Linked DNA regions of Homo sapiens: regions 1, 2, 3, 4 and 5 are each linked to region 6. A link is a loop called in an ENCODE intact Hi-C map of the cell type or tissue named here. Cell type or tissue: IMR-90. All regions are shown on one strand.

Region 1 (5,000 bases), 57 kb before region 6:
AGCCAAAGCCTATGTTGAGGCTCCACCTAAATCCCAAATCCTCTTTTCCCAACCCCCACACTGCCTGGCTGTGCGACAGTGCCCTCATGCGCTAGGAGGTTTTCCCTCTAGCAGCAGAAAACTCACACACTACACCACCGTGTGTGTCACTCTCTCCTGAGTTGAATTCTACTATCTGACACAATTCACATACACACGAACTCTTTCCAGAATTTAAAAACTGAAATGACACTTGAGGTTACGGAATTGGAAATTCACACACACACACACACACACACACACACACACACACACACACATGGCATAAGCAGCCATTCAGGTATTCTGTACACAAAAGTCTCCACATCTGCCTTTCAACTGGTTTTTTTTTTTCTGAACGGCATCAGGCTGGGTGGATGTAGGCCACACATGCTGTGTAGGCTGACGTTGCTTTCACAATAATGATTAGAAGGTCTCAAATTCCAATGTCAGATGACTTGAGGTGCTAGCTCTTTAAAAAGAATCCCTCGTTCTACAGAAAACACACACACAGACACATAAACAGACACACACACAGATACACACACTTATTTTATTTTATGAAGCAGATTGTCAAGAGAAACCTCCGGTGCACACGCTTACCAAGTGCTGCTTCTGTACTCTTGGTTTTCTTTAGGCGGGACAGCCCTGCTGAGCCCTGGATGCTGTATTGTAAAAGGGAAAGTAGGTCATGGCCACAGGCTGTCAGTCCTCAGCATAAATCAGTTGCAGGGAGATAAAACCTGTCACCCACAAGGAAGTAGGCACGTGGGCACCCACATGGCCACCCTGTCTTCTTCTCTAAGGCTGAGACAACCCATGTTCCTGGGGAATGCATTTTATTACAACCACCAGAATGCCTGGAGCGATTTTTTTTCTTTGAAGTTAGCAGCTTTTTAAAGGAAAGGTGAAGTTCGTAAAAAGCCATGGATGTTATATAACTACACCATCCATCTTTTATGAGGTTCAGGGCAGGCTGAACACCTCCTTGTAATTTACTAAAAGTGGGGACCCCAGAGGCTCTTACTAGGTTTCTCAGCTTCTCTGTGCCTTAGGAAAAGCCGTGGATATGTGGCCCTGGCTGGGCCCCTGCAGAGTCCGGCTTGGTGGTAGGCTGGCATGGTGGCTTGTGGGTGATGTGTGGAAGTGCAGCGGCAGACCCTGTGGTGGGAGGTGAGTGGTTTCAGAGTGGCCCTCTTCTCTGCCCACAGGCACTCATCTCCTTCATCTCCAGGGTATGAGGAGGGATCCAGTCTTGGATGCTAATTGTCTTGCAGTTCGTTCAGGCTGCAATAACAAAAGCACCTTAGACTGTGTGGCTTAAACAACAAACATTTACTGCCCACAGTTCTGAAGGTTGGGAAGTCCAAGATCAAGGCACCAGCAGGTTGGAAGAGGGACTGCTTCCCATTTCCTAAATGGCATCTTCTTGCTGTATCCTCACATGGTGTAAATGGGAAAAGGAACTCTCTGGTGTCTCTTTTATAAAGGTAATAATCCTAGTTGTGAGGGCTCCACCCCACGACCTAATCACCTCCCAAAATCTTCCACCTCCCAATGCCATCACATTAGGGGTTAGGATTTCAACATATACATCTTGGGGAGGGGGACAACAAACATTCAGACCATAACACTATGCGTGCCCCTGAGTTCCTCTGTGAGTTCCCCTGTGGGATCTGGCTGAGGCCAGACACAAAACTGCGGCTGCATCCTTTCTGGTCTTCTCCTGCTTCCTTCGCTCCCTCTCTCCCACAGGCATGTGGCTCTGGTCCCATTTTACTTCTTCTCCATTGCACTTGCCTATAGCCCTCTGTTCTGGAAAGCAAGGTTCACTGCTGGACCCTGGGGCATGAGACATAAGACACACACAGCCAGAGATGCAGGCAGCCACAGTGGCTCATACATCTTCAGTCATAGGAATAACCATATACAAAAGCAAAACCAAACTAGGTCAGTGTGCACCTTCTCCCTCCCCCTTCCCAGGATCAGGTAGTCCATTTTAACAGGGGCAACCCACACACAGGGCTCCACTCCTGGCCTCCCTCCCTGTGGGGCTGACGTGGGAGGGAGTTCTCTGGTGCTGGCAGTGTTCTAGACCAGGCCAGAGGAGAGCTGAGCCAGGATGAGTCATGCATGGGCTGGGAATTGGTGCCTTCCAGCTCTGAGAGTCCCTGCTCTAATTCCACCTCAAATCATTTTTGTAATGAGTCACAGTATAAGTACAAATTATTTAAACATAAGTGGTTATGGGAGGAGTGACATGCAGACTAGGAAAGCCCGTGGGTAACCATAGCTCAGCTCCCTCAGGTAACAGATACCAGCCGGGCTTCTCAGTGAGTGTTCAGAGGAGCCCTCTGTGCTGCCCTGTCTACGTCTTTGCAGAAGGAACCTGCCCTGGACAGGCCCAGCCTTGGCCTCCATGGAGGCAGCCCTGAACTCTTCTTTGGTGCCAGATTAAGATGAATTTTGCCCCAGGATGGATCAGACCCAGAGTCACACCCATAACTCATTCATTCAGTGATGAGATTTGGGGCTTTTTGAGCTGATGATATATCATTATTATTATTATTTTTTTTGAGACAGAGTTTCACTCTTGTTGCCCAGGCTGGAGTGCAATGGTGCAATCTCAGCTCACTGCGACCTCCTCCTCCCGGGTTCAAGCGATTCTCCTGCCTCAGCCTCCCGAGTAGCTGGAACTACAGGCGTGCACCATCACACCCAGCTAATCTTTTTATTTTTAGTAGAGACAGGGTTTCACCACGTTGGCCAGGATGGTCTTGATCTCTTGACCACATGATCTGCCTGCCTCGGCCTCCCAGAGTGCTGGGATTACAGGGAGTTGATGATATTTAGACAAGATTTTAGACTTAGAGGTGATGGGTGCTAGAATGGGTTAAGACTTCTGGGGATGTTAGTATGGGGTGAATGTATTTTGCATGAAGGAAGGATGTGAAATTTTGGTAGGCAAAAGGGTCGGCTGTAGTGAGTTCAATGGTGTCTCTTCAAAATTCATGTCCACCTGGAACCTTGAAATGTGACCCTATTTAAAATTAGGGTCTCTCTCTTTTATTTATTTATTTTTTTTGGAATAGCATCTTCCTCTGTGTTGCCCAGGCTGGAGTGCAGTGGCACAACCACAGCTCACAACCTTGAACTCCTGGGCTCAAGTTATCCACTAGCCTCAGCCTTCCAAGTAGCTTAGACTACAGGTGCACGCTACTACACCCAGCTAATTTTTGTTTTTGTAGGCATGAGGTCTTGCTATGTTGCCCAGGTTGATCTTGAACACCTGGGCCCAAGTGATCCGCCTGCCTCAGCCTCCCAAAGTGCTGGGATTACAGGTGCATGCCACCATGCCTGGCTTGAAAATAGGGTCTTTAGAGATGTAATTAGTTGAGGATTTTGAGACAAAATCATCCTGGATTTAGAGTGGGCTCTAAATTCAATGATGGGTATCTTTATAAGAGAAAACAGAGGGATATTTGGACACAGAGAGAAATGGGCCACGTGTCAATGGAGGGAGAAATTGCAGTTATACTGCCTTGTACAACTCAAGGAACTCCTGCAGCCACCAGAAGCTGGAAATCTTCCTTAGAGCCCTCAGAGGAAGCATGAGTCTGCCAACACCTCGATTTTGGACTCCTGGCACCAAAATGTGAGACAATAAATTTCTGTTGTTTGAAGCCACATGTTTTGTGGTAATTTATTATAGCAGCCCTAAGACAGGAGATGAAGGGTTCACTGGCATGCCAAGGACATGATGCAGGGACATGTGAGTGTGTGGTGGTGTGTACCTGTAATCCCATTTTGATACAGGGACATGAAGAGTTCATAGTCATGCTGAGGACAGTGCTGCTGAGAAGTCCATCATCCGGGCAGGCCACAGAGCACCATCAGAGCCAGAAGAAGTTATTGTTGGCTTCCAAAAAAGTCCCAAGTGGATGTTAGTGAGGCACAGAATGAGTGCCATCTAGGGCTGGGCCTGAGGCTGCAGAATGGAGGCCACAGCAGGGTTTGTGGTGGGAGAAGGTATTGGTCTCTGCAATTAGGTAGACCTGACATTCCCACTTAGTAGTTTTTTTTTTTTTTTAATACGGAGTTGTGCTCTTGTTGCCCAGGCTGGAGTGCAATGGCATGATCTCAGCTCACCGCAACTTCCGCCTCCTGGGTTCAAGTGATTCTCCTGCCTCAGCTTCCCAAGTAGCTGGGATTACAGGCATACACCACAACACTCAGGTGATTTTGTGTTTTTAGTAGAGATGGGGTTTCTCCATGTTGGTCAGGCTGGTCTCGAACTCCCGACCTCGGCCTCCCAAAGTGCTGGGATTACAGGTGTGAGCCACCGCGCCCGGCCTTAGTAGATGTTTGACTCTGGGCAAGTTCTTTGCTTTGAGCTTCAGTTTTCATATCTCTACAATAAATGCAATGTATCTATGTGGCAGGGTTGAGGCAGGATTAAACGAGGTATGCAAGTGGCACAGGGTGGATACTGCACTATTAGTCTCAGCCCATCCTTTGGTGTTGCTATTGCTAATGCTAACTGACATGGCTGGGGTAAGTCCACGCCTTCTGGGAGTCTCAGTCTTCTATGTAGCCATCACTCTTGCTCCATCTCTCACTAACCACCAACGAGAACTTTTCCTGTGCCTCACACTGTGGTCAAGGACTTCTCATACACTATCTCACTAAATCCTTCCCATGGAACTGGGAGCTATTGTTAACTCATTTTACAAACGACGAAACAGGATTCAAACCCGGTAGGCCTGTGTGGTTCCGAAGCTAGAGCCACTCAGCAATGTAATAAAGGCGGCTGTTGTTTTCATGGTCACAGGTTTTGTTTTTATTTTTGTTGAAAGCACCATTTCTCTACCTGATTTCATTACCACTCGGGCCTGAAGTCACGTGCTGGTGAAGGATCCCACAGGTGAAATCGCAGAGGCTGTGCTGGAGAAACCCTGTGAGAGCTGCACGACGGCACTGCA
Region 2 (5,000 bases), 120 kb before region 6:
CTGTTTTTGCTCATGATTGCATCATGCCCCCTGATAGTATAGTACTTGCTGCATGAAACTTTTCCAATAACTAGTAGTGGATTGGATGAGTAATGTATCCTATACTCCCAAATGATCATGTCCTAAAGTTCAGCTTGTGAAGGTAAAGCCTGCATTTAAAATTCAGGCTTCTGGGGGCAATGGGTGAGTGGGTGCAATATTTTCCACGTATGGAGTGGCCTAGGGAGCCATGAAAATCCACAGTCCCCACCCCTGCCACAGGTAGCAGATGGCTATGCCAAAATTAAAGCCCAGTTCTGCCTTGGCAGATGGGCAGCTCACAAAACATGGTGGGAATGGCAGTGGTGTTCGCTCTGCAAATATCCTAGGTGTAGGGTGCAGGCCTTAGCCCCACATGCCTGTCCTTACCCCCTAGGAGACAAGAACAAGCACAAACACAGCACAGGCCCTCTGGACAGCCACCTTGCCACTAGCAGAGAGGCTAGTTACCCATCAAGAGGGAAGTCTGTGGGAGCAATATTTTCTCCCATGCACGGAACTTCAGAGTTCACGAGAACTTCTCAGCCATGAGCTCTTACAGTTCAGAGAACTCAGTAGTATGATGGAATGCAGTGGTTCTCAAAGTGTGGCCCCCAGACTGGTAGCCTCAGCATCACCTGGGAACTAGGTAAAGATGAGGATTCTCAGGGCTTACTCTGGTCCTCCTGAATCAGAAACTGTGAGGTTGGGTCGTTTCAACAAGCCTTCCAGCTGTCACTTCACTTCATGCAAAAGTTTGAGATCTATGGATGTAGTGGAAGGAATGTCAGCTTTGGAGAGAGGCAAACCAGAGCTAGAATCCTGGCTGCTCCTGTGCCTGGCTGTGGGCCCATGATCCCATTCCTTAATCAGTTTGGTCACAGTTTTCTTATCTGCCAGAGGGGACATTACTCATTACTCCCTTCCCCATGGAGATACTCTGAGACTCAGCATGGAAGATGTCTGGCATACAGTACGTGCTCCATATATTTCATTTTCCTTCCTTCTTTCTACAACCCCATACTGCTCTATAGAAGATGAGGCAGACTCCCGAGTCTGATCGTATAGAGAGTGAGGGGGATCCAGGTTTGGGGCACATCCATCTGACTCCTTATTCCTTTTTCCTTAGACCACCCCTGAGAGGGAGATAGTCAGAAGCAGGCTATCTGGGGTGGCAGCCTGAATGTGTATGGAACAGCACAGCCTGACTGACTTGAGGCAGCAGAAAACATGGCCACCACAGACCCCAGGTACCTCGGTACCAAGCTTGCGGGGCCTGATCCTCCACACTGCTGAAGAGGCTGAAGGCGCAAACAGAAAGTGAGACCTTGGGGATCGGTGAAGGCAGGAGGAGCTGAGTGGGAGACTGGAGGATGCATTTGTCCTGGCCCCCTTCCTGCCTCCTGGAGGGTGAATAAAGAAAGTGCCACCCATGGCTGAAAGTTCATAAGGAAAACAGAATGCTCTGAAGCAGTGAGTGTGACTTGTTTGTAGAAGAGACAGCCAGTCTGATGGTTAGAAGCACCGGCTTTGACCAGACAGGTCTGGGTTCTAAGCCATTTAACAGCTGTGAGATCTTGGGTAAGTGTCTTAAGCTCCTTAAGCATAAGTTTTCTCATTGGTAAAAGGCAGAAGAAACAGTACCTTCCTCATGGGACTGCCATGAGAATCACATTAGCAAACTTGGATGAAGCTACAGGCACTGTGCCTAACACAAAGTAAGGACACAATCGAAGTGATTCCCTTTCCCCAACCTCAGCCTCTGTTGGCTAATTCCTGTGTTCCAGGCAATCAGATGAGAGTAGCCTTTGAAGTGTTGAGCTGCTCCATTAACCTGGTGCCATAGAGGCCCCACAAGTGCCTCTGCTGCCTCAGAGGTCTGCTCTGAAGCCAAGTACATTTGCTTCTGGTAGTCCAGAAAGCCTTGAAGACAACCAGGTGAAAGAATAGAGGCAGACTTCCCTGGAACCACTCATTTAGGAAAGTTCAACCAGTTCTGAAAATCAAATCCATGGGGCCAGGCACGGTGGTTCACGCCTGTAATCCCAGCACTTTGCGAGGCCAAGGCGAGTGGATTACTTGAGGTCAGGAGTTTGAGACTAGCTTGACCAACATGGTAAAACCCTGTCTCTACTAAAAATACAAAATTAGCCAGGTGTGGTGGTGCGTGCCTGTAATCCCAGCTACTCAGGAGGCTGAAGTGGGAGAATCGCTTGAACCTGGGTGGTGGAGGTTGCAGTGAGCTGAGATCACACCCCTGCACTCCAGCCTGGGTGATGCAGCAAGACTCCATCAAAAAAAAAAAAAAAAAGATTCCGTGTATCCATCCATTCATTCATTCATCAAAAATTCACCATCACTTACTCTGTGAGAGATGCTGTGTACATGCTAGAGATACCAATTAATAAGACTTGGTTTTGGCCTTTGCGGAGCTCACATGCACATCTTAGTGGGGGCGCGATGGGCTTGCAAACCACAGATCTGCTCCTCCTCCCAGGCATACAGCAGGATGGCACTGCCCTGCAGTGTGACTTCTGGCCATAAGTGACTTGCTCTGCCCAATGAAAGGAAGAGGCATGTGTCCCTGCATGGAGGACACTTTCAGAGCCCGTGTCCTGGTGACTATGGAAGCTCATATGGAGATGGAGCCTGGGTCCCTGAGTCACCTGCTGTTGATCTACATAGGACATGTAACGTGAGCAAGAAATGAGCTTGTGTTGTATTAAGCCACTGAGATTTGGAGGTTGTTTCTTCTCATGGCATAAGTCAGTCCGTTGTGACTGATCCAGCCACCAGCTACCCTACTGGCCCTGGTGTCTCTGTCCTTGTGGATGGACCCTCCTCTCTCCCTGCCCCCTACTCCTGCCAAAAGTGGAGCTTTCTTTATCAAAATTTAAAACCCTGAGCAATTAAGATGCTATAAATTGAAAAGTTCTTTCCGACGAATAAAATTGTTCTTATTTCTAATGAATACGAGATGGCTTACATGAAGCTAAGCACTCTGGTGATTATAAAATAGCTGACATAAAATATCAACATTTCTTCTTCCACTGCTAATGTGACCTATTAAATTAGTACTGATTAGGCATTTTTCTTTTGCAAAACTTCTTTCTCCGACATTGATTCTTTGCACAGTTTTCAACCCCAAGTTTGATCTGGCCTGAGATGCTTTTCTCCTTCTTATCTCTTTAGGGCGCATTCTGGGCACTTCTTCCAAGTAGCTGTTTCCAAAAAGCAAATCCCGTGGGTAGCTTGTGTCTCCCAATGTCCAAAGATAGTTCTGAGTTTACATCACTTTATTTTTAAAAGCTCTTCATTCCCATTTATTGTTATTTTATTGTTTTTTTTTTCCTGTGTAGGACTAGAGAGAAAAAAAGGATTCACAAATAAGAAAAATACCCTACTTTTTTTTTCCAACCAGAATGTGTAGTATTGCGGCGCTTGTGGCAGATTGAAATGACTTAATGTAGTTCCCACATTTACAGCGATGAACCTCTCTACTATTAAAGAGGCAACATTTCTCAGTTTGTAAAAGCTTTCTCATTCATTCATCAAGTCCAGCGGCTGCTGCCTCCCCTGTCTGTGCAATCCGCTCACTCCTCTCCCTCCTTGCTTCTCCCCCCTCCACTCAGACCTTCCCATCTCTTCCCCGGGAGGCTCCACTTGGCTCCTGACCAATCTCGGCGCTCTCTTCTTGCTTTTCCAGTGTATTCTCCACCTTGCGGCCAAGATCAACCTTTCTAAAATATAAATCTGAATTTGCCATGCCTCTGTTTGACATCCCTCCCCACTGTTCTCTGTGAAAAGCCTAATCTGGACATCCCTCTACAGTCCAGTGCCTGCTTTTGTCTCTGTGCCTTGTGCTGTACACCCAGCAAGCAATGATCCCCACAAAGATGCCATATTCTTATCCCCTGGCCTCTCTGCACAGGCTGTTTCCCCTTACTGGAATGTCCTTCATTTCCCCTTCTCTAGTGAACATTTCTTCATCCTTCAGAGCCCCACTCCTCCTTGGAGAATCTCCACTCTCTAACCCTTCAGGGCTGGGCAGACAGCATCCTGTGGGCTTCCCTACAGTGCTGTAACACTGTCCAAGCTGCCTTGAAATCTATTGCTTGTCTGTCTCCCGCATTGGACTGCAAGCTTTTTGAAGGCCAGGAGTGTATGTCATTTCCCTTGATACCTCCAGAGCCTGGCACATCGTAGGGGCTTAAAGAATTGTTTTTTCTTTTTTGAGATAGGGTCTCACCTGCTTTGTTGACCAGGCTGGAGTACAGTGGCACAATCATGGCTCACTGCAGCCTTGACCTCCTGGGCTCAAGTAATTCTCCCATCTCAGCCTCTTGAGTAGCTGGGAGGCATACACCACCATGCCCAGCTAAGTTTTAAACATTTTTTGTAGAGATGGGGTCTCACCACGTTGCCCAGGCTGGGGTCTTGAATTTCTGGGCTCAAGTGATTCTTCCTGCCTTGGCCTCCCAAAGTGCAGGGATTACAGGCATGAGCCACAATGCCTGGCCTAATAATTGTTGAATATGAGGGACTAAAACCATTCTTTCATTTGATTTTGATGACAATTCAGGGAAGTATGCAGAGGAAGAATTATCCCTAATTTCACAGGTGAGGAAACTGAGGCTCAGGGACACACAGCCCAAACTATCTTTCAAAGACCTAATGCTGTCCCCAGAACCCTGGGTCTGGATGTCTCATCCCTGAGCACTGTAGAATGGCCACCAAGGGAAGGGTGAGCATGTGCCTCAGCCAGGCTCTTCCAGAAGGTACAGGGGCAGGGAGAAGAGAAGATAGTAGATGGATTTGCAGCAAGACCTGCACCCGTGTATCTGACCTGGTCAATGCTGAATTTGGATGGCTTTGTTCCATATCCAAGGCATGGGTGGCTGGGGACAACTTGTGTCCATAAGTGGAATAAGATTTCCAGTGATAATCACCTTGTTTTTCCCTGCAATTCCTCTAGAGTAATA
Region 3 (5,000 bases), 380 kb after region 6:
CTGAAATAAAAGTTGCATTTCACTTGTGTTGTGGCTGTTATTTTATTTTACACTCCTTGCTTAAAAAAAAAAAAAGTCTTCACTTAAAAAAAAATACATCACCCAAACATGTCTGAGATTTTTTGCAAGGCTTGGGTCTGAACCCAGTGCCTTTGATAGGGGCATTTTTCTTAGCCTGCTGTGGCTAAAGATGGGCATGGTCGGATTTCACTCGCTTGGATTAGGATGGACTTGGCCCTAATATTTTGTTTCTTAATGATTCTTCCAATTTTTAAGTGTCCCAAGAGATAGCTTTGACTTTCCACCCCAGCCTGCTGATGTTATCTTCCTAGGAACTGCTACATCTTTTAATACAACCTGTATTCAAGTTCTCCTTATAGGACCTGAGAGATTCAACTGGCAGCATTTAGGACTACCAGGAATCTCCAGTCTGGCGTTGAGATGAGACGCCTGCAGAAATGACTGGAACATACGGCAGAGCCTCTGTGGACAAGTCACTCAACCACCCCAGAGCTCACTTTCTCTATCTATAAAGTGGAAATAGCCATAATATCAATATCATAGGTTTGTGAAATGGGTCAATAAAATAAAGCATGCCACATATGTTACATAACGCCCAGCATGTAGCAAGTTGTTAGCAGGAAGTAATGACAGTGATAATGGTGTAAAGCTTGGGATGGGGGACATAAAGAAGAGAAGTTACTCCGTTTGAGAGAAATCAGGGGTGACCTCATAGAGGCGGCAGCATTACAAAGCCCTGTAGGGTTTGACAGGCTCAGGTGCAGGTGCAGGGGAGTGCAGGAGGCGGTGAAGGTTGAAGGGAGAGAAACTGAGGATGGGATGACAACAGGCCTCAGGGAAGAGTGAGGAGACCATTTCATTTTAACTGAGGCATAAAGGGGATGAGGAGGGCAGAGGAGGCAAGGGCTGCCTCCAAGAGAAGCCCAGGTGCCAGGGCAAAGGGCTTGGGCTTTCTCTTTGGGTGAGAAGAAGCTATAGCAGACATGGAGCAGATTTCTCTTGAAGCACACACTGTTTTATCTAACAGGCTGCCTTCCAGAGCAGTGATGTCTGCATCAAAGTCATATAATATCAGAGCTGAAAGGCATCTGAAGAATCATCTGATGCAAACCCTTTTTTAAAGATGGGGAAACTGAGGCTCAAAAGGAGGAGTGATGTTCAGGCAAAGGCTCCAGGACCACATATCACCAGGGAGCAGGAGAGGATTCCTACACTGGGGATGAAGGACATGTCCTCTGTGTCCCTTTCATTTTATGGCTTCTGAGATCCTCGCCCAGTCCCCTGCACCCACAGCGATAGCAAAACTCTCTCGGGGAGAAACATGGGTCCTGGCAGCTCTCATCTTCAGGGGATTAAATCCTATGCATACTTCAATATCCAAAGAAGTGGCTCCCTGAACCTACCTTACTGTCAGAATCATTCGTGAAGCTTTGTAAAGATGTGGGCAAGTGAGACCTGTCCTTTGAGCTGGGGATTCTGTAGGTCTGAGCTAAGGTCTGTGCATCCGTGTCTTTTTTTTTTTTTTGGAGACGGAGTCTCACTCTGTTGCCAGGCTGGAGTGCAATGGTGCCATCTCGGCTCAGTGCAAGCTCCGTCTCCTGGGTTCAAGCGATTTCCCTGCCTCAGCCTCCTGAGTAGCTGGGGCTATAGGCACATGCCACCAAGCCCAGCTAATTTTTTTGTATTTTAGTAGAGACGGGGTTTCACCATGTTGGCCAGGCTGGTCTTGATCTCTCGACTTCGTGATCCGCCCACCTCGGCCTCCCAAAGTGCTGGGATTACAGGCGTGAGCCACCGAGCCTGGCCCGTGTCTTTAGCAAGATATTTTCAGAAGCTCCGTGCTCCAAGAAGGTGCCCTTCATTTCTCCCGACAGTGGGGAGTCCCCTCCTCTTTCCCAGCGTATTACAGTTCCTTTGCAATGATTTTTCTCCCTTCTTCCAGAAAACATATCTGAGTTACCTTTGAAACTCACCCTCATTCATTCCCTTGGCCCTAGGACAATTTTTGTTGTTTGTTTACATGACAGATACTAAATGAAAAAATGTTTGGTGAATGATTGAAGGAATAACTGAAATACTGTGCAAATCAATGAATAATGGCAATAGTAGAAGCTACTATTCTTAGCACTTGCTCTGTGTCAGACATGGCTAAATATTTTTTATGTGTGTGTCATTTAAGTCTTGTGTCCCTATGAACAAAATACTATTTTCTTCACTTTATAGATATGGGAACTAAATTCAGAGAGATGAAGTGACCTGTCCAAGTTCGAACAACTTGTAAGTTATGGAATAAATAATTTTTTAATGGGTGAATAAACAAATCCATGCCGCTCGTTCTGTGATATCCAGGGCTCTAGTGCTGTCCCTGGCTGGCCTGAAAAAGAAGCAATGTTGCTCTCTTCTGCTCTCTGCCGGCCGAATGTAGTGTAGCACAAAGAGCTCAGAAGTCTGTCTTAGGCCCTGCATTTGTGGTCTGAGCCCAGAAATTGAGGAATCACGTGACCTTGGGTAACTCATTTCACTTTTCTGAGCCTCTTGTTTCTTTGTCTTAAAAATGAGAATGACAATCTCATCAATGAAAACTACTTGGGGATTTGGGGGAAACCGAATCAGATAAACAAAGGTGGGCACTTTGCAAGATTTGGACACAATAGTTACACAAATAAAAGCGTCCGCCTTCTGGTGTTGTGGAGATTAATGACCTAATTCTTGTAAAGTGCTTAGACCAGTACCAGGCACATAGCAAGTTACCACTCAATATCAATTAATGTTATCATCGTTATTTCCCTTTAACCCTTTAGTGACTCATCTTCTTTATTCTCTTTTCACCTGTCATGCTCCATCTACCTGAAATCTTCCTCTTGTCTGACACATTGCTCCTCCAGCTGGATTTGGGCATAGGCTCAGGGTGGCTGCAGTGTGTTGTAGGAATGTGAGAGGTACCAGGATGTCCTGTCTACTCTGGCATCAGGAATTCCCAAGGGGTATCTCTGGCCTTGGGCTCTGCACGGGCCCCGTGATCAGCTCCACACCTGTTTGTTCCAAGGAATCATGAGCTTAAGCAGAGTTTGGAAGTCTTTGAAAAAGCCTGCAACCTGGGGTTCTTGCCTTGGGGGACACAGATGAGCTTCACGGCCTCCCACATTTGCTTGCTTGGGTTTATAGGTACATCTCATTTTATTCTTTTTTAAATTAAAAAAAAATTGATACAGGGTCTCTGGGTCACCCAGGCTGGAGTGCAGTGGTGCAATCAAGGCTCACTGCAACCTCTGCCTCCCAGGCTCAAGCCATCCTCCCACCTCAGCCTCTTGAGTAGCTGGGACTACAGACGTGTACTACCACACCGGGCTAATTTTTGTATTTTTCGTAGAGACAGGGTTTCACCATGTTGCCCAGACTGGTTTCAAACTCCTGGGCTCAAGTGATCCACCCACCTCGGCCTCCCAAAGTGCTGGGATTACAGGTGTAAGCCAGTGCACCTGATTTAGCCTCATTTTATTGCACTTTGCTTTACTGTACTTTGCAGATAATGCATTTTTTACAAATTGAAAATTTGTGGCAATCCAGCGTCAAGCAAGACTATAGATGTCATTTTTCCAACAGCTGTCTCTATGATGTCACATTTTTGTAATTCTTGCAATATTTCAAACTTTCTTATTATTACTGTGTCTGATATGACGATCTATGATAAGTGATATTTAATGTTACTATTGTAGTTGTTTTGGGGCACCATGAGCCACATCCATATAAAACAACAAATTTAATTGATGATTGCTGTGTGTGTTCTGACTGCTTCATCTCTTTCCCTTTCTTTGGGAAATTGTTTCCCTGAGACACAACAATATTAAAATTAGGCCAATTAATAACCCTACAATGGCCTCTAAGTAGTCAAGTGAAAGAAGGAGTCACACATCTCTCACTTTAAATCAAAAGCTAGAAATGATTATGCTTAGTGAGAAAGGCATGTAGAAAGCTGAGACTGGCCTAAAGCTACGCCTCTTTCACTAAATAGCCAAATTGTGAATGCAAAGGAAAAGTTCTTGAAGGAAATTAAAGGTGCTACTTGTGAACACAGGAATAAGAAGAAAGTGAAAGCCTTCTTGCTGATATAGAGAACGTTTCAGTGGTCTGGATAGAAGATCAAACATGCCCAACATTCTCTTAAACCAAAGCCTAATCCAGAGCAAGGCTCTAACCCACTTCAATTCTATAAAGGATGAGAGAGGTGAGGAAGCTGCAGAAGTAGTTTGAAGCTAGCAGAGAGAGGCTGGTTCATGAGGTTTAAAGAAAGAAGCCATCTCCACAACATAAAAGTGCAAGGTGAAGCAGCAAGTGCTGATGTAGAAGCTGCAGCAAGTTATCGAGAAAATCTAGCTAAGATAATTGATGAAGGTGGTGATATAGCTTGAATACATGTCTCCACCAAATCCCACGTTGAGTTGTCCCTCCCATTGTTGGGGGTGGGGCCTGGTGGAGGTGGAAGGTGTCTGGGTCATGGAGGTGGATCCCTTATGGTTTGGTGCTGTCCTCCTGATAGTGAGTGAGTTCTCCTGAGATCTGGTTAAGTTTGTGCCCCCCATGCCACTGCCTCGCTTGCACCTTCTTTTGCCATGTGAAGTACCCGCTCCTGCTTCCCCTTCCACTGTGAGTGGCATGCTGGTGCCATGCCTGTATAGCCACTAGAATCATGAACCAATTTAACCTCTTTTACTTATAATTTACCCAGTCTCAGGTATTTCTTGGTAGCAATGCAAGAACAGCCTAATATAGGTGGCTACACTAAACAATATTTTCAGTGTAGACAAAACAGCCTTATATTGGAAGAAGATGCCCTCTAGGACTTTCATAGCTAGAGAGAAGTCAATGTCTGGCTTCAAAGCTTCAAAGAACAGGGTAACTCTTTTGTTAGAGGCCAGCGTAGGAGGTGACTTAAGTTGAAGCCAATGCTCATTCACCATTTTGAAAATCCTGGGACCCTT
Region 4 (5,000 bases), 250 kb before region 6:
TGGGAGGAGGGAGAGGAGCAGAAAAGATAACTATTTGGTATTGAGCTTAATAACTAGGTGATGTAATAACATGTACAACAAACCCCTGTGACATGTTTATCTATGTAACAAACCTTCACATGTACCCTCAAACCCCAAATTAAAAAAAATTAGCCAGGTGTGGTAGCAAAAAAAAAAAAAAAAAAGAATTGGTTGGATCCCCTACATTGCTCAATATTGGATCCATGAACACACAATCTGGATTTTGGAAGGACTAATCATGCCTTTTGGGCAGGGACTGGGGGTCTAAAATGATGCAGGTTAACTTTGGGGGAAACTCGTTTCTCTTCTACTAAAATGGGTTCTTACAATGGGTGGACAATGAATGTAGCTGGTGAAGCTCTGGAGATGGGCCAAGGTTTGTTCAGGGTCAGCCACTTCCCCCTCTTTTTTTTTTTTTTTTTTTTTTTGCAGAGGTCATGATTCAGATACCCCTCCAGCCCTGCTGTGGCTGGTTCATCATTTGCTCCATCAGCGTCTCTGAAGCCTCACACACAACAGCAGCTGGAAAATTACTGTGTGCACAGCACCGACTCTTGCTTACCAATGAGTGTCTGAAAGTGGGTTGGAGTATTTGTTTATCCGGGTAAGCAAAGACTCAGGAGGACCCTGAAGCACCATCTTCAAATATCTGAAGAACTGTCTCAGGGAAGAATTAGATTTGTTTTCTGGCATCCCAAGGGAAAGATAGACACAAGAATAGTTGTAATACGGAACGTGGGATGATAATAACGTTTATTTTTGTTGCAGGCACTGTGGTAGGTAGGCACATTATAAGCATTGGATACATTCTGGCTCAACATAAGGAAGAACTTTCTAATCCACTGGTATAATTCAATAATAAAATCACTGTCTTGGGAGTGACTTCTCCATCACCAGGGCTGTTCAAGTAGAAACTATACAACTATTTGGCTGGGATGGGAAGAGAGAGAGATTCAAGCATTGGGTGTACAGTTAGATGAGATGACTTCCATGATCTCTTAAGCCTTTGTGTCTAATCATAGACCTTAAATCTACTATTCTAATTTGAGAATGAGAGATAGCAGAATGACCCATGCAGAACCTCGAACTCCTCTCTTTCATGAGACAGCTGTGTGACTTTGGGTAAGCTACACAGCCCCATCCCTCAGCCCCAGCTTTTAGTTTCCTTATCTGATTAAATAAGTTCAGTGCCCAGATGCTAGTAGGTACTTGCCAAGACTTAGTTCTCATCACCTTCTCTTAATAAACTCCTTCATGTTTTTCTATCCTTTCATTTATTCAACAAATATTCTAGCTCCACCTTGGCTCTCTTTACAATTTGGCTAAACAGGCCAGCAAATCTCTGCCTTTTTGGCTTAAGTTATTTTGAGTTGAGTTTCTTGTGATAATGACTCCTGCCCGGTTCAGACATCCAAGTCAAGATGTTACCAGGAAGATGAATCTATGGGAGTGGAGCTGGGAGAGAGATCTGGGCTACAGACATGAATGTGGGAGTCATTAGTGTATAATGAACATGTAGGGTGGATGAGCTAGCCCGGAGATCGAGGAGAGACACCCAGGATTGAGATGCTCCTGCATGTACTTGACAACTCATCCTCCCCCACTCTTTCTCCACTGTGCTATGGAACTGGAGGCTTTGATAATTGCTTAAATTTATGAACAGAGCAAGGAATGCAGAACTTTTGTGATTAAATACCCTGGTGCATGTCTTTCATTGCTCCACTGTCTGGAGCTTCTCTCAACAGTCGCCTTCATTTTGTAGAGAGAAGCTGATGTTTGCCCTTAACCTGCCTGGGGACATCCTTATGTTGTTCTTCAATCATTGATTTTTCCAGCCTCTCCCAGACCAAAGATCCTAAGGCACACCAGTAGGTGGCGCTGCAGCAAGCACAGCTGCCCAAGGCCTCCGCAGCCCTCGCAGCCCTAAGGGGAGTCCAGCCAATCTCCTAGGACCTTGCCAAGCTCCCTGGGCCCTTCCCTCCTTTGTGTCTGCATCCCACACTCTGAGGCTTTGACTTAGATGCTGCTGTGAGTGGATGCTGAGAAGATGATGAAACTGCCTAAGAGTATGTGGTTTCTGCTTCTGGAATGGGCAGGAAAGCATATATGAGGAGAGAGGAAAAAGGAGGGAGACAGGGAGAGATATCCACCTGGCTCACCTGATACCCACCTGGCTCTTCTGTTATGTCAGTCACTAGGCCTTCTGCCACAGGGATAGGACACGGTGCTCACAGGGCTGTTCCATGGTGCCACAGGGATTGGACATTTGCTCACATGGACCAAATTCCATTAGGCTTGGGGGTATCCCTGAGGGTTCCTGCCCAGGTGGAGGTCAGGATCCTCAGCCTTGCCTGGCCTGGCCTCCTCCCTTTCCTCACTGACCCGTGTGTCTGAGATCCTGGCTCGTCTTCCGCTGGGAATGACTATTTAAGAGCCTGTGCTCCGTGGTCAAGATTAAGCTGGCTTTGAATCTTGGCCCTGACACCACCTTAGCTGGGGGACATTGGACAAATGGTTGAGCCTCTCTGACCTTTCCTTCTGCATGAGATCAATCCTGAGATATTGGCTGCTTCAGAGGATGCTGTGATTTTTGAACATGTTAAAGTATGTGTAACCCAGATATTACCCTTGGCTGACATTTGCTCTCTGTTCTGCATAATAGGACCTGACATAAAATGCAGCCCCTTGTTAAGTTGTACAGAAGGCCCACTCACCCAAAGCATTAGAACACACAGAAGATGTCAGAGGGAGTTGGAGGAGGGGGCTACCTCAGAGCAAAGCAAAACCTTCCACTGGAAGAGAGGATTCTACTCCTCCTTCACCTGCCTGATCCTGCTCCCTCCCCATCTTTTTCTCTCTTTCTTCTCCCTCCTCCTTTCTCTCTCACTCATGTGCTCTTACCCTTTTCCAGGAGCAGAATCAACATGTTCCTAAGCAGTTTCATCCTATTCTGAAGTCTTGGCACATGGCAACATCCTTTCCCACAGAGTCTCACTATATCATAGTATTTTCCCAAGGAAAGGAAGTTCCCTCCCTAAGAGGAATTCCGAGGCTAGATGTTAAGATATTTTTCTGCCTTGTTGTGTAACAAGATGGAACATCTCCAAGAGTGCCTGATGTATACAGATGGTGAATAAACGGCAGCCATGGTTTCACTGTGAGTCAGTATTGCCCTTCTATCTCCCTAGTTAGGAGGTTGGCTCAGGGAGTGCAGTGAGTGATGGCTGGAGCCCACCTGGCCATGCCTTTGCATCAGTCATGAAGAGACACACTCCAATGACCTATGGTTCCAATGAAGTCTCCTCTCTGGGATCTCTGTCTGTGTATTATTGGCTGGGAAGCTAGCATCCAACAGTTTGACCACTTCTTCACAATGGTGTCAGCAATGCAATGTAGTGGCTGGTGGTGTGAGAAGAGCACTATTGGGGCAGGAATTGTAACCTCTCAGCCTAATGTATCTGCTCCACTAAATCAGGGGTCTGGACCAGATAGTTTCTAAGCTCCAGGGTCTTCAAAGTCTTTGAGTCTACATATCTCACTTACTGCCATCCAGGACAGATGGTGGTAGGTGGATGGGCTACTCTCAGATGATTAGGGTGGTCTAAATGTTTAGGTCAGAACATGCTTTCTTCCTTTTCTTTGTCTGGAGAAACCGATCAAGACGAGGCCAGCATGACCCTGGCTTAGAGCCAGCAGAAAGCCTTCTCTCTGAGAAAAACTGCCTTGGGAACGGAGGCAAAAAGTCTCCTTTGCAGTCTGTTTTTCAGACAGCATAGTCAAAAGGAGTGTTCAGCTTGCTCAGCAAGGCTCTATCATTGACAAGATAGTGCTCAACCTGATGGACGTGTCCTTTGAAAGTGTGAGAGACAGGAGTGGGGGTGCGCCCTGGGCTGTTACCTTGTTGGGGGCCTCAGAAAGGCTTTTGTTAGCCCAACCAGCTGAGTGGTCCAACCTAATCATATAAAGACTTCATTAATTCCTAGGATGCGTCAGGCACAGGGCCAGACACTGGGGCTATAGAGATGAGTAAAACAGGGTACTTGCTCTCAAGGGGCCCCTGTTTGCCTGAGCCCCTCCCGCTACCATCTTGAGGCACATCTCCAGAGCCCTGGAGCCTGTTCTCTCCCTCCTCCTCCTGCCCACACAGCTGAGGGGTGGTGGGAAGAACTGATGAGCTGTGTGGTCTTGGTCAAGTTACCTAACTACTCTGGGCCTCAGTTTCCTTATCTGTAAAACAGAGATAATAATTTGCAACTCCTAGGACTTCCTGAGAGTTAAATTAGACAATAGACATGGATGCACCTTGCACAGTGTTTACATGCGTTTGTTGAGTCTGAGTCTTTAGGTTAGGAAAGCACTTATGAAAGTCCTTCATTCAAGATGGCAGTATGGTGGCTGGTCTCTTTGCCTGTCCTAATTGCCATCCTCCTCTCAGAACATCCCCACATCTCTTCTTGCTCACTGGATCTCAGACTTTGACACATAGTGGGTGCTTGATGCTTGCTTGTTGAATGAATGAATGAGCGAGCAAATGAATGAATTTCCCTATCCTACTTTCTCCCAGCCCCAGACCAGAGGATAAGTACAAGAGACTGCCTCCTCTAAGCCAGAACTCGGGTTCTAACCACTGGAATTGACAATTCCCCTTTGGCTAGGGCTGGCTTAAATGCTCCTTCTGTGGGTGTCAGCTGAGTTCTGCACTCTGCTGAACCAGGCTGAAGCCAGGCAGGAGCAGAATGTCCATGCTGGTCCTCATGGGCTCTACAATGAGGTGGGCTTAGCACCAAATCACATCTGAGTTCAGGACTAGCCGATGGTCAGGATTTCCAGTGTGATCTTGGGCATGACACTCAACCTTTCTGGGCCTTTGTGCCCCATCTGTAAGGGGCACTATACTCCGAGAGGCCCTAGGTTCTAGGATCAGGTGGCCCTGTGAGGTCCCCCTGTTTCTAACCTTGTGCCTTGTCAGCTCCCCTCTT
Region 5 (5,000 bases), 75 kb before region 6:
GCTTCCCTATACATGAAGACGAAGCCCTGTCACAATTCACAAATGAGGAAATACACCAAGAAGTAAACATATGGAAGATGCTTGGTCTCACACTCTTCATCCAAAATGAAAAGCAAAACAGTGTGAAATGATCTCTCACCAGTCAAAATAGAATAGATACTTTAAAAGAATGATTGCATGTGGGGAAAAGTATTGTAAAATGGGGATTCTCATACGATTCTGGGGAGAGGGTACATTTGGGCAACTGATTGGAAAACAGATGGCACCTATCAAATGCCTTAAAAATGTTCCTGTTCAGTAATTATGCTTTTGGGAATCTATCCTAAAGAGTCTTGAAATTATGTATCCTAGCACTATCCAGGATAAAGAAGTAGTAGAAACAATTTAAATATCTGACAGAAGAATGAGTTGTAATTTATGAAACATCCACACAATGGAGTTTTATGTAGTCATTGAATTATGGGTATGTAATACCATGAAAATGTTAATGTTATAAAGGAAAAAAGTGGCTTGCAAAATGATACACAGAGAATAATCTAAAATTGATATTTAAAAAATCTAAAACATTAAGCCTAGACAGAGAAAAAAGCCTGAAAGAAATTAAACCAGTATATTAGTGGTTAGGTTTTGTTTCTGGAATTAGGAATCATCTTTTAAATGCATTTTCCCAAATGTTTTAAATATACATGTGGCTTTTTTTTTTTTTTGAGACGGAGTCTCGCTGTCGCCCAGGCTGGAATGCAGTGGCGCGATCTCGGCTCACTGCAGGCTCCGCCCCCCGGGTTCACGCCATTCTCCTGCCTCAGCCTCGCGAGTAGCTGGGACTACAGGCGCCCGCCACCTCGCCTGGCTAATTTTTTGTATTTTTAGTAGAGACGGGGTTTCACCGTGTTAGCCAGGATGGTCTTGATCTCCTGACCTCGTGATCCGCCCGCCTCGGCCTCCCAAAGTGCTGGGATTACAGGCGTCAGCCACCAAGCCCGGCCACATGTGGCTTTTATAGTGATTTAAAAATAATGTCCCTTCAAATAAACTTAGGTCTACAGCACTTAATCCAATGACCTAAAATTCAAACGTACACTAAAATTCCATAAACTATTCCTATTTTCTTATTGAATCACATGATAATTTCAGGAGACAAGTGACCTTCACTTCTGATTGACCATTGATTGGCAGTAGTTTCAGTTTCTCTGTCCTCAGCTTCTGTGATTATTAGGTCGGCGCATCAACCTAATAAATATGTCATGATGTCTAAGCAAAAACTCTAACGTCATCTAGAGAGTGATACATTAACGAAACCGTATGAGGGATAATCCATTCATTCAGCTGGCTGTGCTCTATGGATGCTGAGATGGAAGGCAGTTTGCAAGTGGCCCACAGTCTGGAAGGGGAGAGAAACCAATCAACTCTTGCTGTCTGGAGTGAGCAGAGGCTTTCAGGGCTGATCAGCACAGAGTGTGCTGAAGCGGACTTAGAAGATAAGATGTCCTGAATGACGAGGAGGTGTTAGGCAAGGAAGGAAGGAAGCTGATCCAAGCAGGGTTTGCAAAGACTTGAAGGGGAGACATTGACATTGAGAGCATGGTGGTTTCAAAGAGCCACCCCAAAGTGTGGCCTGGCATGAGGGTGCTATGCTTGGGGGAGGAAAGAAATGAGTTGGGAATGGCTGGGATCATCAGGGACTATAGATGCCATGTGGCAGGGTTTTCATTTTATTTGAAAGGTGATGGGGAGCCCCAAGAGGGTTTTAAAGAGGAGAGGATCATGACAGAATTAGACTTTAATGAGGATCACTCTGGCTGCAGAGTGGAAGTGAGACGGTGGGTGGTTCAATTGATAGTGTGGGTGAGCATAGAGAGAACCAGTCAGGGGGTTGTTTGAATAATTGAGGTGAGAAACAGTGAAGGGGTGGCCATGGAGAGAGGGAGGCAGTTGGGAGGGAGATTTAGGTGGTAAATCAGTAGCTACAGGTCTTGAAAATTAATTGGATGTGGAGGGTTAGGGAGAGGGAGGAACTCCCAGTGACTGTCAGAATATTTGTCATTGCTAATTTATGTGTTTTTGCTGGCTTGAATGTTACAGTAAATTAAAGGGTAGTTTGAGTGAACAAAATATAATTTAGACTTTGGGTTTGTGTGATGAGAGCCCCTGCTCTTGGACAGCAAAAGGCCCTGTTTCCTAGAGGCACTTCCTTCTGATGGATGGTTACCCCAAATGGATGTGGGATATGAAGGGTGGCAAGTGAGAGAGCTATAAAAGTTCAGTGGTTTCTGGGAAGCTCTCAGGGATGTAAGGCTGAACGTCTTTCTGCAGGAGACCTTCCCTCAAAAGGCAAAGAGAATCGTGATATTGTGATTTGCTTTTGTATATTTGTGAAATGCACACACACACAAACACACACGCACGTACTCATTTTGCAGATGAGGCTCTGCACGATTGCGTAGTCTATTTCCCATCATGACACTTGTTATGGCTGAGCGAGCCCGGAGCCTGAGTCTTTGCCTCTTGAGTACTTGCCCTTTCCCATAGGCTGTGCTGAACGCCTTTAAACATTCTGTGTCCACCACTCCCCCGGAGTAGCACCTTGTAAACCAAAGAAAGGAACTGACAGCTTGGGTCGTAGAAAGAGCCCAGACTAACTCCAGTCAGAGCTGAATCCAGGTTCCCTCTCATCCTGGTGACTCTGGGCTTGTCCTGTTTGAACTTCAGGTTTCTTCTCTATAAATCAGAGATAACAGCATCACCTTGTAAGCCTGGGAGGATTAAATGAGATAATGCAGGTAAAGCACCAAGTACATGGTAGGTACTCCATGCCTGTTTCTCCTTTTCTTTCTCTGCGGAGACTTTTAGAGCAGTGAGGCTCTCCCTCTGGCTCATGGGTGTGCTAAGTAGCAGCTCCCCTCTGGGTCTTGAGAAAAGGGACCCAAAATGACAGGTCCAGCTCTGTCTGGCATTCCACACTGTGCGCAGAAGCCCTCTTGGCGTAACCCAGCCTTGTGATATTTCTGTATAGTAGTATGGTAATTTCTGCAGCAAAACCTCCCGTAATGGCAAAGACAAAGTCTTCTTTGCTACGTAATGCAATTCATGCTTTTAAATGTTTTTATTTAAAATAAATCGGCCGTGCTGTTGACTCTGGCACAGAACTGTGGGCTGTGTTCTCAGTCTGCCCCTCTGCAGTGCAACGGCTGCCTCGGAGGGAAGTTCACATCCCATCCCTGGGAATCTAGAAGCCTGGGTGGGGCTTCTGATGGTGGCTTCCTGATGCTGCGGGGCAGGCCCAGGTCTGAGGTGCAGAGAATTGGGCTCGACATGTGCTCTCTCCTGCTTTTGGGAAAGCCCTCTGACTGTTCTGCTCAGCTGACAGCCTGTGTTCTATTCATCTGAGCATTCTCACATCGAGCCCAGTGCCCGGCACAGTGGAACTCAAAGTCTGTTGGGTGAATAAGTCTCCGCTTCACCTTCCCTAAGAAGTGAGTAATAACTCCTGCCTTGAAGGACTGCAATAGAGATGCAGAAGAGAATATGCCAAAGGCTGTGCCTGGTTCATAGGACATGCCTATTAAGTGGGAGCATCCACTATCATTCTTATCATTATTATAAGTTGAGCATTGCCGGGGTGGGGGTGGGAGCAGGAGCATGACTCTATCCTATGGTTTGTGGCAGCAGCATGCCTCACACACAGTAGGTGTTCAGTCAATGAGACTGGACTTAAAAACCCATTTTCCCTTTTGCCTCCAGCAGGGACGGTAAATCCGATCAGGTTGTTGCTCGGGGCATCTCTCTTCCCTCCTCACTCCTTCCACTCTCCTCTCCTTACCACTTCACCCCTTCAGGGGACACAGTGATAACAGGGCGGGGGGGCTACTGTATTTGATGACTCAGGATCTGCCACGCATGTTTTCCAACCACACCCGTGGAAGGGAGAGCTGAACTGGGCTGGGCGAATTATTTTTGGTATTTTCTCCAGCTATTCTGATCTCTAACATTTTGCAGTGGGTGGTTAGAGCTGGTGATTTTCCTTTCTTTTGTGCAAACGAGACCAGAATAAACAGCATAGGGTGAGTCACTTCAGATTCTTAGTGCTTCAATTACTTAAAAACTCCAGGGCCTGATGAAGCTTAGAATGTCACCTTCTCCAGAACAGCCACAAGCAGATGGGAAATGTTCCATATTCTAAGTAGTTGATGGCTTCCCGGCACAGGAAATCTGCTACTAGCTAGCTACTAGTGCCCAGAGAGAAGAGGAAGAAAGGCAAACCAGCATTCAGAAGGCAGCCCCCCTTGATGCCAAGCACTTTACACACATTACTTCATATCTTACTTCAGTTAATCTTCACGATGACCTGATGAAGTAATACACTTAATGCCTATGAGGTAATAAATAACAGCCCCAATACATATTTCCTGCCTCCTTGGTAGACAACAGGTCCACTCTCAGCATGTTATATCCATTATCTCCTTGAAGCCTTCCAACAACACTATGACAGTCATTGCTGTCTCCTCTTCATAGATGAAAACACCGAAGCTCAGACCAGCAAATGAGAAAACCAAAAATTGAACCTGAGTTCTTCTGCCTTTAAAGCCCGTAGTCTTAAGCCCCTGCATTTCCCAAACTGTGTCCTGCGGGACTCTGGGGTCTTCTGAGATGCTCATGGGTAGTATCAGAGATGGGGGAAAAGTTTCGGTGGTTCAAATGGCGTGGGAATTTTGGCTTGCATAAAATCCCGCTACCAGAGTGGGCACACAAGTTCCTTTTGAAGGGCCCTGGGTTGTCTATGTTAGAGAAAATCGTTGGCTCTGTTGAGCCTAGTCAAGTCTGACTTGCTAGATCATGCAAGCCATTTGTTCATTCCCAGGATGTTCTCAGGGTCCCCTGGGCTCTGCAGAGCAGGGTCATGGACATGCCACATTCTTCCCTGCCAGAGGACCCACAGAACAGTGCAGATGTCCCATGGGGGTTAAGTCTCCAGGGGAAATATTCAATCAATAAAAAGCAGC
Region 6 (5,000 bases):
AAAGCCAGCAGGACAAGATTGAAGCCAGGATTGCCTTCCTAGACAAGGAATAATCCAATCAGCCAATGAGAGACCTGGTCTGACCGGCATCATGCCAACACTTGTTGGAACCGTGGCATCTCTTTACCATCCCAAAAAAAGCTTTGTCAGAAATGAGGATCTCAGGAGTGATGAATCAGATCTGGTAAAATCACCATCATAGCACTACCAATAAACACACACACCAACCTTCCCTGCACTAGTGGAAAAGCCCAAACCCACCTAAGGGACATTTACACACGAATGGCTGGACAGGCATGCATCATGCTGGGGCCTGGCACCAGAACTCCTCCAAGGCAGACTGCACAAGGCAGATACCTTCTGTCCAACAGCTGCGTTATCCAGACCCACAGCGTGGGGGAACCGGCACAGCAAATGGTTTACAAACCCTAAGCACAGCTTCTCCTGGCCGCGGCTGTTTGCATCCACATGCCTGCTAGGATGCTTTCTCAACTCCGGAGCAATCCTCCAGACCAGAAGACCCACACTTACATTTTATGGGGGACGGAGGCCAGGTGAAGGGCCCAACCCTGGCGCACCACTGCTCAGTTCCGCTGGATGCTCAAGACTCCTGCATTTTGAAAAAGTAGCCAAAGCATGCTGCTGCCTCTCCCACCAAACTGTCTACAGCTTCAGTGTTGGTTTTCTGGGAGTTTCCTCACAAGTTCTCCTAGATTCTAAGTGTTTGGGAACTTTGAAGACATAAGCTGCTTCGGATCGTAGGCCTGCTTAGGGACTCTGCGTGATTCCCCTGATGATCCATTTTTCAAGCGCTTCCTTTTTTTTTTTTTTTTTTTTAAGAGCCGTCTATTGGTTTTCCCAAAGACAAGAAGTCCGCACTTAAGAGATCTACACTCCAAACACAGAGCAGTTTCTTGGAGTCCTGAGGGCCTGGAGTTGAGGTCGGGAAGAAGGAGGCTGACTAATATTCACAGACGGGACCATAAGGAGTAGAATGAGGGCTTTGGGGGCTGACACTGGAAGGAGGGGCTGGGACAGGGGAGCTCCCACTGGTGGGAGGCGACTCCTCCTACAGTTAAGTCCAAGTTCCCACAACCTGCAGGAGAAGACTCAGGGGACCCAAGAATGGGTTCTGCCTTGGCATCGTGGAGTGGTAACACTGCAAGAGGCCTGGGGACAGCCCCGAGGGGGCGGAACACCAGGCCTCCTGACTGCCGGGGAGTGGGGCGCAGAGGGAGCGGGTTCGCGCGGAGGGCAACTCACGGAGGAGAAGTTGTGCGGCCCGCAGAGCTCGCCGCGGTACTTGCAGGAGAGCAGCATGTCCTCCAGCTGGTGGCCCAGGCGGTCCATGAAGGCGGCGCTGATTCCCTCGAAGTGGCGCGGAGGCAGGAAGAGGCGGAAGTCCGCCAGCTTGCGGAACCACTGGCGGCGCGGCTCGTCGCCCCGCAGCAGCTCGCTGACAAGCGGGCGCGCGGTGCGGTTGGGCAGCAGCAGCCCGAGCCAGTGGCCGGCATAGTAGAGGTCCCCCTTGGAGAGGCGCGGGAAGCGCAGCGGGTTGTTGTTGCACACAGTGACGGCGGGGAAGGGTAACTGGCGGCTCCACTCGCGGTGCACCCGCGTGTGTGACGGGAAGCTGAGCCAGTAGAGCAAGCGGTTCGAGGACCAGGACAGCAGCAAGCCGAAGGATGTACAGAAGGCCAGCACCCACAGCGCCCGCCGCTGGAAGGAGCCCCCAGCCGCCGTGCGCCCGGCACACATGTGCCGCAGCCCGTGCAGTTTAGCGCGGCTCAGCGATGGCCGCCCCCTGCGGGCGACCCCTGGCCCCTGCAGCGCCCGCTCGCCGCCTCTGCCGCCCCCGGGCTGCCCGGCAGCCGCCAACGCCGCGGGCGCCGGCTCCTCGCGGGCCATGCGGAAGCGTCCCGGGCCGGTGAGCGCGGCTGCGGGCAGCCCGGCTCCGCCAATCCGGCTCATTCATTCAGCCCGCGGCTGGCGGCAGCGGCGGCGGCCCCGGCCGGGCGGAGCCGCCATGGGAGTCCGCAGCAGCAGTGGAAGCAGCAGCAGCGGCAGCCGCGCGCAGCCCGCGCCAGGGAAGCGTGCGCCCGAAAGGAGCTCCGGTGGCGCGGCATGCCCGCCCGGCGCCGCCGCTGCCGCCTCCGCGGGCGCCCGCCCGGGGCTGAGCGCCGCCTCAGCCCGCAGCCCCTGGCAGTGGCCTCTCCCGAGCGCCTCCCAGGCTTTCCCGGCCCCTGGTCTTCCTGGAGGATGCCCGGCGCCCGGCACTACTTCTGGAGGGGTCCCACTGGGAGCCGCCTCTCCAGTCCCTGGGTGCTGCGCCCGCCTTCCCTCGTCCTGGACCTCGGGGGACCCTGAGCCGAGTCCCCCCTGCCCCGCCTAACCCCAGCTTTTACGCTGGTCCTGGGAGAAGGGCCACTCGGCCACCATGCCTGATCTGGACATCCCCAGGGACCCCACCAGCCCGGCCCGTAGCCCAGCGGTGCTGGGACACGGGAGAGAAGGCGCCAAGGAACGAGCGCCCCCAGAGGCGCACCGCGGCTCCTGGCTGGGCGGGCGGGGTGGGTGTGTACGGGGGTGAGTGGTCGCCTTGCCGGCTGCCGCCTTCTTTCCCTTCCCCTCCAGGACCCTTCCTTGTTACTGCTCCCTGGGCTGCGCTCGGCAGAGACCTGCTTAGGCTTCCCCAAGTCCTGCGCCTAAGTCCTGCCAGGCGCCCGCTCTCGCCTGGGGCTGAGAGCTTCTCAGGGCGTCCTGCGGGAGGCTGTTCGCCGCCGGGGTCCTTCAAGGATGCTAGCCGCAGGGAAGTGTCGCTTCTCGCCTCGGCTCTCCCAGGTGCCTCGCGTCTCCAGAAAAGCCCAGCCTTGCTGTCTCTCGCGTCTTCTCTCTGCCCCCGCGGCGACAAGAGCTGGGGACTGCGGGGACCCGCCAACACCTCCCGGGGGTGACCCGGACTCGCTGCTCCGCGCGCCCTTCTCCTCTCGAGACTCCGAGCTCGCGGTGGCCGTGACGCCGGCTAAGCTCCTTCCCCGGTTGCCCGGGAGAACCCTCTTTGGGCCCCAGGCGAACTTGGGCAGCGGCCGCGCGACGCTGGCGCGGCTGGGCTCCGAGCACCTGCTCCTCAGCTCGCTGGCCCCGCGGCTCCGGGCGGGCGGGGCGGCGGCGGCCGTGAGCGCCGTGCGCTCCTGGAGACGCGGTGCTGACGCGCCCGGCTCCTCCTCGCTGCATTTTAATTCCTGGCCACTGTGGCCGCTGCACACCGAGCGGGAAGCCTCTTGCTGGAGTCGGCCGGGTGCGGGGGTGGGGTGTGGTGGGGAGCGGGATGGGGATGCGCTGTACAGATGTGCTCAGGTGTATGGGCTTGTGGGAGAGATAAGTAGTATAACCATTGTGCTGATGTGGCCCCAGTGTAGACAGGGGTGAGAGGACTCCTGAGGGTGTGAGATGGGCTGTAGAGAGAGCGAGTTGCTGTGTAGTGTGGGCATTTGAACACGATTGCGAGTGTGGTGCCAAGTATTGGGTGTGCGTAGGATGTGCATTGTGTATGTGTGAATGGGCATTTCTGTGAAACTCTTGAATGTGAGCATGTCTGCGGGTGGCGTGCTGTGGCCATTAGAGTGTGGTGCATGCAGGATGTAGTGTCTATGGTGACGTGTATGTTCCGTGTGTGTATGTGTGCACTTAGTGAGTCCTGGGTTTGAAATGCATGTGTTGATGTGTGGATGGATATCAGGGTTTCTAGATGTGGTGTGTGGTTGGTGTGTTTTGTGTGTGTGTGTATGTGCATGTGTTGTATGTAATGAGTATGTGTGTTGAGGCATTGCGAGCAGGGTAGGCTCAGTGCGACAATCCTCCCCTCAGCCTCTTAGGGACATCCCATGTGTGTCCCAGCCCCTTCCCTGGAAGTGCCTACTGCTCAGCCCTGGCCCAGTCTGCCAAGCACAGCTCTCCAAGAGGGTGGGAAGGGGGAGTAGGACTTCCAGGGACAGGAGACTCCATCTTTCCCATTCCCCTTGCTGGGACAGGGAACACTTGGAGCCCCATTACTCCATGAGATAAAGGGGTTTTCCAGACATTATCCGGAGAGTAGAATTTGGTGGTGGAGGCAGTGTGAAGGGACTCCAAGGGTGGGAGGATGCTCCAGTGGAAGAAGGACCAACGTGTGTATCCTTTGGGGAGAGGAGGCTTGGGGAAGCAGAGATTTGGGTGTGGAGAGGAGTTTTACCGTCTTTGTAATGATGAATTAGGGGCAATTTGGCCAGATCTGTTGAATGAGCTGTGGGTTTCCAAGCAGGAGAGAAGCAGTGCTGGGATGGGCTTTCCCTCCCCACTGACCTGAGGGCACCCTTACAGCGTGATGACTCCCTGCATCTGGTCTCTGGAGAAGAGGACCTCTGAGCCCCTCATTTCCCACTCACCCACATACATACATCCACACAGTCACACATGTACAAGCACACATATACACAAACACACACACACACTACACATACAACACACATATACATGAACATACATGTATACCAACATATACACTTAAATGCATATATACCCAATGCATACTGCATACATACATACACACAACACACATACATATACACAACACACACACACCTGGAAACCCTTCTCACTCATCTGGGGAAAAAGCTATTGCAGTTGGGCATTGATGACAGTTTGCTTTGGGTTTGGTTGCTTGAAGATGTCTGTTGCTGGCTTTGAGGGGAGGGTTCTGAAGCTGCCTGCTGTACTGGGGCCTCTACCAAAGGCTCATACTCCAGTGCTCCCAGCCTGGTCTCAAGGGTCCTGGAAATGCCACAGTGACCCGTGTCTTGGCCAAGGTGGGGTGACCTAGTGACCTCAGTGCAGTTACTGATGAAGCAACCAGGACAAGCATGTGCCATCTTCCAGCATCATAAATCTGGAGTGGCATGAAGCTCTATTTTATAAAAGCCTTTAAAACATTTTGGGTTTCTGATGTGTTCAGCTGTTGTGGG

What was found. Hi-C counts contacts between places; a loop is a spot of excess contacts. Peaks named below come from ENCODE experiments on the same cell type or tissue, not always from the same donor. Only the 100,000 strongest peaks of a DNase experiment are listed, where the experiment ranks them.
Region 1: it touches region 6 in a loop (7-fold over the local background); 9 of 110 quality-filtered maps call a loop at or near these places.
Region 2: it touches region 6 in a loop (2.4-fold over the local background); 3 of 110 quality-filtered maps call a loop at or near these places.
Region 3: it touches region 6 in a loop (15-fold over the local background); 4 of 110 quality-filtered maps call a loop at or near these places.
Region 4: it touches region 6 in a loop (6-fold over the local background); 6 of 110 quality-filtered maps call a loop at or near these places.
Region 5: it touches region 6 in a loop (2.5-fold over the local background); 3 of 110 quality-filtered maps call a loop at or near these places.

The regions. Positions count from the first base shown.
Region 1 is chr17:33,233,260-33,238,259 of GRCh38, forward strand. The region is part of intron 1 of ASIC2 (acid sensing ion channel subunit 2); the gene reads right to left. It overlaps LOC124903985 (a long non-coding RNA gene), which reads right to left and starts at 2,638. Exons shown (of 2, transcript XR_007065721.1): 1 at 1,046-2,638; 2 at 558-683. In IMR-90, no CTCF peak of the experiment used is centred here; a DNase peak (open chromatin) is centred at 2,152.
Region 2 is chr17:33,172,107-33,177,106 of GRCh38, forward strand. All of the region lies in intron 1 of ASIC2 (acid sensing ion channel subunit 2), which reads right to left. Among named protein-coding and RNA genes, the nearest start is that of ASIC2-AS2, 63 kb to the left of the region's middle. In IMR-90, no CTCF peak of the experiment used is centred here; no DNase peak of the experiment used is centred here; H3K27me3 peaks cover 661 bases.
Region 3 is chr17:33,672,366-33,677,365 of GRCh38, forward strand. It overlaps a transcript of ASIC2 not described here. Among named protein-coding and RNA genes, the nearest start is that of ASIC2-AS1, 120 kb to the left of the region's middle. In IMR-90, a CTCF peak has its summit at 2,429 (motif pointing left); no DNase peak of the experiment used is centred here.
Region 4 is chr17:33,036,964-33,041,963 of GRCh38, forward strand. All of the region lies in intron 3 of ASIC2 (acid sensing ion channel subunit 2), which reads right to left. Among named protein-coding and RNA genes, the nearest start is that of SPACA3, 48 kb to the left of the region's middle. In IMR-90, a CTCF peak has its summit at 1,883 (motif pointing right); a DNase peak (open chromatin) is centred at 3,118.
Region 5 is chr17:33,215,013-33,220,012 of GRCh38, forward strand. All of the region lies in intron 1 of ASIC2 (acid sensing ion channel subunit 2), which reads right to left. Among named protein-coding and RNA genes, the nearest start is that of ASIC2, 76 kb to the right of the region's middle. In IMR-90, no CTCF peak of the experiment used is centred here; no DNase peak of the experiment used is centred here; H3K27ac peaks cover 576 bases.
Region 6 is chr17:33,290,145-33,295,144 of GRCh38, forward strand. It overlaps ASIC2 (acid sensing ion channel subunit 2), which reads right to left and starts at 3,151. Exons shown (of 10, transcript NM_183377.2): 1 at 1,264-3,151. The coding sequence starts at 1,971. RefSeq lists a silencer at 2,178-2,348. In IMR-90, CTCF peaks have their summits at 2,540 and 3,233; no DNase peak of the experiment used is centred here; H3K4me3 peaks cover 1,710 bases; H3K27ac peaks cover 318 bases; H3K27me3 peaks cover 1,797 bases.